Linked DNA regions of Homo sapiens: region 1 is linked to region 2. A link is an interaction called in ENCODE POLR2A ChIA-PET data of the cell type or tissue named here. Cell type or tissue: B cell. All regions are shown on one strand. Each heading gives the region's core, and the rest is flanking DNA. Links, peaks and the distances in the headings are about the cores only.

The links. ChIA-PET counts read pairs that join two places held together with the same protein. Peaks named below come from ENCODE experiments on the same cell type or tissue, not always from the same donor. Only the 100,000 strongest peaks of a DNase experiment are listed, where the experiment ranks them.
Region 1: POLR2A ChIA-PET joins it to region 2 with 11 read pairs; 5 of 35 experiments call an interaction of 5 or more read pairs at or near these places.

Annotation. Positions count from the first base shown.
Region 1 is chr5:119,014,872-119,017,797 of GRCh38, forward strand. All of the region lies in intron 2 of DMXL1-DT (DMXL1 divergent transcript), which reads right to left. Among named protein-coding and RNA genes, the nearest start is that of DTWD2, 28 kb to the left of the region's middle. In B cell, for the core only: no CTCF peak of the experiment used is centred there; a DNase peak (open chromatin) is centred at 1,670; H3K4me3 peaks cover 499 bases; H3K27ac peaks cover 1,979 bases.
Region 2 is chr5:119,349,655-119,352,580 of GRCh38, forward strand. It overlaps LOC102723444 (a long non-coding RNA gene), which reads right to left. Exons shown (of 5, transcript XR_007058912.1): 3 at 728-811. It also overlaps a transcript of TNFAIP8 not described here. Among named protein-coding and RNA genes, the nearest start is that of TNFAIP8, 4.9 kb to the right of the region's middle. In B cell, for the core only: no CTCF peak of the experiment used is centred there; no DNase peak of the experiment used is centred there; H3K27ac peaks cover 969 bases.

The DNA.
Region 1 (2,926 bases), core at 225-2,724, 330 kb before region 2:
TTGCTGATATGGAAGAAGAAAAGATTTGGAGAAGTTATATCATAAGACCATTGAGCACAGACCTGATAATCAACGAATGTGCACAGATATGACCAAAAACCTATTAAAATGCTGATTTACAGTATCCCCTGCCTGGAGCCCCATTTTTTCCTACTTTTGATCCAGCACCAAAGAGGTAGGGTTAGCACAGAAAGAGGCCTCTAGAACCCTGATCCAGCCCTGCTATTTGCATCCATTACAATTGGTCAAATGAGTCCTATGTGGTACTGATTCTTAAATATTTTAATATTATCCTTGATTGTATAGATATCACTCAAGAGCATTTTTAGGACCAGTAGGAAGAACCATCTCCTCCTCATCTTCCTTCCTCCCACTCGTGCTGTGATATAGCTATGTTAAAGAAGTTTACTTTTGTAATTACCTGGAGGGATGAGAAAGAACATTATTTACTGAAAATGTTCGGCATTAGGAGACTGGAATAATACTCAATAAAATAATTATCTGTGATGCTAAATAAAACATTTGTCAATAGGGGTGAGAAGTGAGGAGAGAGAGAAGAGCAAAGCTCAAAGGCAATGTATGGGAAGGCACCACAAAAAGGTAATGGAAGATAGACTCCTATTTGTCTGTGGCAACTCACACTACCTCTCCTCAGGGATTCCAAAGCTGGTATCAATAGTCTAGGCTTATGGATATTGTTCCATATGTTAAACTATCTAAGGAGATAAAAATCCCAACCTTGGAATTCCTTGAGGAACATCCCCTCCCAAAATTTTGAGCCCCAATAAGCACCTTGGTCTAACATGTCACCTGTTATCTCCTCATTCTAGCCAATAACTAAAAGTCATAAGCCCTGAACCTATCTCTCCTTTTGAATTATTCTGCTTTGAAATGAAATGTAGACAGAAGTATAACTTCGTTTAAAAGCATCCTGGCAGTTACCTTTTGCTCTTTATCCTTAAATCCTTGAGAGAAAATGTTGGAAAATAATTATTAGTAGATTTTGGGCTTTAATGTTCAAGTTCCATAATCAGTATACACAGAGTCAAGATCCTTGAGCACAAAGAGGCCACTTTTGCTCATCTGCTTCCTCCAGAGCAACAACCCTGTATGTGAGTTTCTATGGTAGCCTGCAAGAACCTTAAAATTAAGAACTGTCTTCTATCAACCCGCCCTTCATGTAGTGAACCTAACTATTAACAAAGAGCCTCAGAATTGTGCTAGAATTCAGTCTGAGACTAAAATATGGGGACACAAACCATCCTTATATAATTATGAAATTCTGGAACCACTAGGCTCCTCAGTGATAATCTTGTATAACCTTATACTTAAAGAAACTAAGAACCAGATATTTTAAGTTACTAGTGAAAGATTTGACAGAAGGCAGTGGTAGATAGAACCAAGCCCCCACTTCCTTTCATGTATTTTCATAAAGGTACTACATAGGCTGGGCATAGTGGTTCACGCCTGTAATCCCAGCACTTTGGGAGACCGAGGCAGGGAGGATCAGTTAAGGCCAGGAGTTTGAGACCAGCCTGGCCAACATGGTGAAATCCTGTCTCTACTAAAAATACAAAAATTAGCCAGGCATGGTGGTGCACGCCTGTAATCCCAGCTACTCCACGGGTTGAGGCACAAGAATTTGAACCAGAAAGCAGAAGTTGCAATGAGCCGAGATCACGCCACCACACTCTAGCCTGGGCAACAGAGCGAGATTCTGTCTTAAAAAAAAAAAAAAAAAAAAAAGGTATCATATAAACAATTAGGAGAAGTGAAACTATAATGGTGCTATCTATGAACCAATCATTCTGTGCTAGGTACAACACATTGCTTAAGCTTGTCCTGCAGATTTAGGGTAGCTAAAAGTGAATATGTTTTATTTAGACAATTAGAGATAGCTGAACAAAATCTACAGATTATAGTAGTGTATCTATGTTTATTTATTTAAAAAATTATAATGGTATAACAGAGTGTCCTTGTATTTGGGAATTAAACACTGAAGTATTTAGGGATAATGAAGTATCATATCTGCAACTTACTCTTAAATGGCAGAAAGTGTGTGTGTGTGTGTAGAGAGAGAGAGAGACAGACAGACATTGCTTTGTAATAGGATGATAATAGAGATGGGAAGAAATGCACAGATTAAATGTGTTTTAGAGCTAAAGTCAAAAGATTAGCTGATGGTTTAAATATATGGCTAAATGAAAAAGAATCATGGGAAACAGATTTTGGACTGGAGTAACTGAGTGATAATGGTATCATCAAATGAGATAGAGAAGACTGGGGTAATCAACATGTCTGGAGGAGAGGGGTGACAAAATAGGGTACCAAGAATTCTGTTTTGTTCATGCTGTATTTAAAGTACCACATCAAGATATCAAATATTCAGTTCTGTGTATATATATATATATATAGAAATATATATGCATGCATATACATATATATACACACATACCTATACACATATATGTATATACGTACACACACGCACACATATATGTGTATAGGTATGTGTGCATATATATACGAGAGAGAGAGAGCATGGCTATATTATGAAAGAGTCAGGGATAAAAACAAAGATTTTAAATAAATGGTAACATTATTCAAAGTGACTTTGATTTTTTTAAAAAACAGGCATTCAAGTGTACCTTAGAAATACCTACTGTTTGCCTGATTTCAGAAGGGCAGCAAATAAAATGAGCCATCATTTTCCTATATATAGGCTTTACTAAAGCTAGAATAGCTCCATGAGATCTTTTCAAATCCCTTTGATTGTACTGTAAACTTCTAACAGATCTGGAACACAAAAATGACCATTGGTTCTTCTATAAACATCTGTTTTCAGAGCCGGGTGTGGCGGTGCCTGCCTGTAATCCCAGGACTTTGGGAGGTGATGGAGGAGGGTCACTTGAGGCTGGGAGTTCGA
Region 2 (2,926 bases), core at 150-2,649:
GATTTAAAAAAAAGATTCATAGTTTCAGGCAGCTGAATAAATAGAAGCTATTGAATTTATAGCATATTTAAAGCATTGAATATCAGGAATTGAATGGCTTCAGTTTAAAGCTGTGATCAAGTCATTTGAACAGAGAGATTTGACGATGGTTCAATGCTAGAACCATGGCCAGCCATAAACTCTATGGGGACCTCCCAATATTAGCAATCTTTGAGTTACTCCTCTGCAAAATAAGGGACTTGGATTTTATAGGAACAGTTTAATACAGTGAGAAAGTCTGGATATAGGAGACAGGAGGCTTAGATTGCATTCATTGTGGTCTAAAGAACATTATTACTTAGTTTTGTGACCTTGAGCAAATCATGTAACCTCCATTTCTTTAATTACATATCTGTAAAATGAGTATGATGACCCAAGGGGGCTAATTTGGGAGTCTAAATAAAACCTAATACAAGACATTACTGCTAAGTACATCCAGCCCTCCATATCTGTGCGTTCCATATTCATGGATTTGGCATCTGTGGATTCAATCAACAGCAGATCAATAATATTCTGAGGGAAAAAAAATTCCACTAAGTTCCAAAAAGCCAAACTTGAATGTGCCGCTACTATGTTGAATTTACGTGAATGAAGTGCTATGTAGCCATTGTATTAGGAATTATAAGCAATCTAGAGATAATTTAAAGCATATGGGATGATATATGTAAGTTATATGCAAATACTTCACCATTTTATATGAGACTTGAGCATCTTCGGATTTTGGTATCCTCAAGGGTCTTGGAACCAATCTCCCACAGATGCTGAGAAATGACTGTGTTATAAAAGAAGGACCGTGGGTCATAAATTGTTCAGATAATATTTTCTGACCTGATTTGGAGAGTATGCTTGTGTTTTATCATCTGCTAAAAGCTTTTTAACAAGGAAGATTTCTTAGAAGAGAAATACACCTAGAAAGCCTAGGAAACAAGCACATCCCAGATGTATTATTGTCTCTCTGTGTGTGCTCATCTCCGATGTCAGCAATTCTTCCCATTCTCTCAGAATTAGGCACTCACATCCAGAGCATTAGTGAATGTGTAGAATTTATGGGAGAAGTCACTGGGCAGACTGAGGAGAGGGATTACCCATAACTTCAAACTCCCAGGACTGGCCACCAGTGGCTTTCTCCTTCCCTCATCTCCACACTCATCCTCAGCATCTTCCTCTCACATGGTTCTGCCCCAGCCCACATCAGCCTCCCCAGTCTTATCCCAGTGCAGATGGTCCCTGACTTACAATTTTTTAACTCTATGTGTATTTGTGTGTGTGTGTGTGTGTGTGTGTGTAGAGAGAGGGGTCTCACTCTGTGTGTGTGTGTGTGTGTGTGTGTGTGTGTGTGTGTAGAGAGAGAGAGGGGTCTCACTCTGTTGCCCAGGCTGGAATTCAGTGTATGATCATAGCTCACTGTAGCCTTGAACTCCTGGGCAAGAGTGATCCTCCTGCCTCAGTCTCCCAAGTGGCTAGGACTACAGGCATGCACCACCATACTCGGTTAACCTTTTAAAAATTTTTTTGTAGAGTTAGGGTCTCTCTATGTTGTCCAAGCTGGTCTCAAACTTCTGGCCACAAACAATCCTTGCACCTCAGCCTCCCAAAGTGCTGGGATTAAATTCATGAGCCAGTGTGCCCAGCCTTACTCTATTTGTATTGTACTAAAAGTGATACACATTCAGTAGAAACTATACTTTGAACACCCATACAACCATTCTGCTTTTTTTGCTTTCAGTGCAGTGTTAAAAAGTTACCTGAGATAGTCAACATTTTATTATAAAATAGGCTTTGTACTAGATAATTTAGCCTAACTGTAGGCTAATGTAAGTGTTCCGAACACATTTTAGGTGGGCTAGGCTAAGCTATGGTGTTGAGTATGTTAGGTGTATTAAATATATTTTCAGCTTATGATGGTTTTATCCTGATGTAGCCCCATCGCTAAGTTGAGGAGCATCTGTACTCAGCACTTAAGGCTACTTGAGGCACAGAGCTTGATCTTCTGCAAAAGTGTATAAATGACTCCACTGTCATTTTAGCATTCCCTTTTTCAATTCTAGTATATACAATTTTCTTTTTTCTTTTTCTTTTCTTTCTTTTCTTTTTCTTTTTTTCTTTTTTTTTTTGAGATGGTGTCTCACTCTGTTGCCCAGGCTAGAGTGCAGTGGCACGATCTCAGCTTGCTGCAACCTCCACCTCCTGGGTTCAAGCGATTCTTCTGCCTCAGCCTCACAAGTAGCTGGGATTACAGGAGCCTGCCACTGTGCTCAGTTAATTTTTGTATTTTTAGTAGAGATGAGATTTCACTGTCTTGGCCAGGCTGGTCTCGAACTCCTGACCTTGTGATCCACCTGCCTCGGCCTCCCAAAGTGCTGGGATTACAGGGGTGAGCCACTGTGCCCGGCCATAAATACCATTTTCTTAAGGCTAAGAGAGCCAAATAACCTGGGCCAGGGAGAGGCCATGGAGAGATACCCACTTAGGCTTACTTGTGTTATGGAAGGGTAAATGTAAATGTGTCTGAGGATAATAGGAAGAACTCAAAGCCTACAGGCCTAACCAGGTGAGACCAAGACACAGATCTCTCCCGCATATGGGGAAACAGGAGTGACAGCCAACTTTTTATATAGATCACGGAAGCCTTCGAAGGCTTTCAAGGGTGTAGACAAAAATGATACAAGAGAAGTTGAAGAAGGTCTCAAAGTGAAATTGAAGGAAGCAGATTCAGCCTCAGCAGGTTAGAAAAAAAAATGACCATTTTTGGTGACCTGAAGTTTTTGCGAACTAGAGGCTATAGGTCCATAACTAGTTTACAGAGGTGCTTCATATTTTTCACTGCAGAGAACATATAACATTCTTGAATGTGAGTGGAATATTTGATACCTCCTAATTAAAAGGT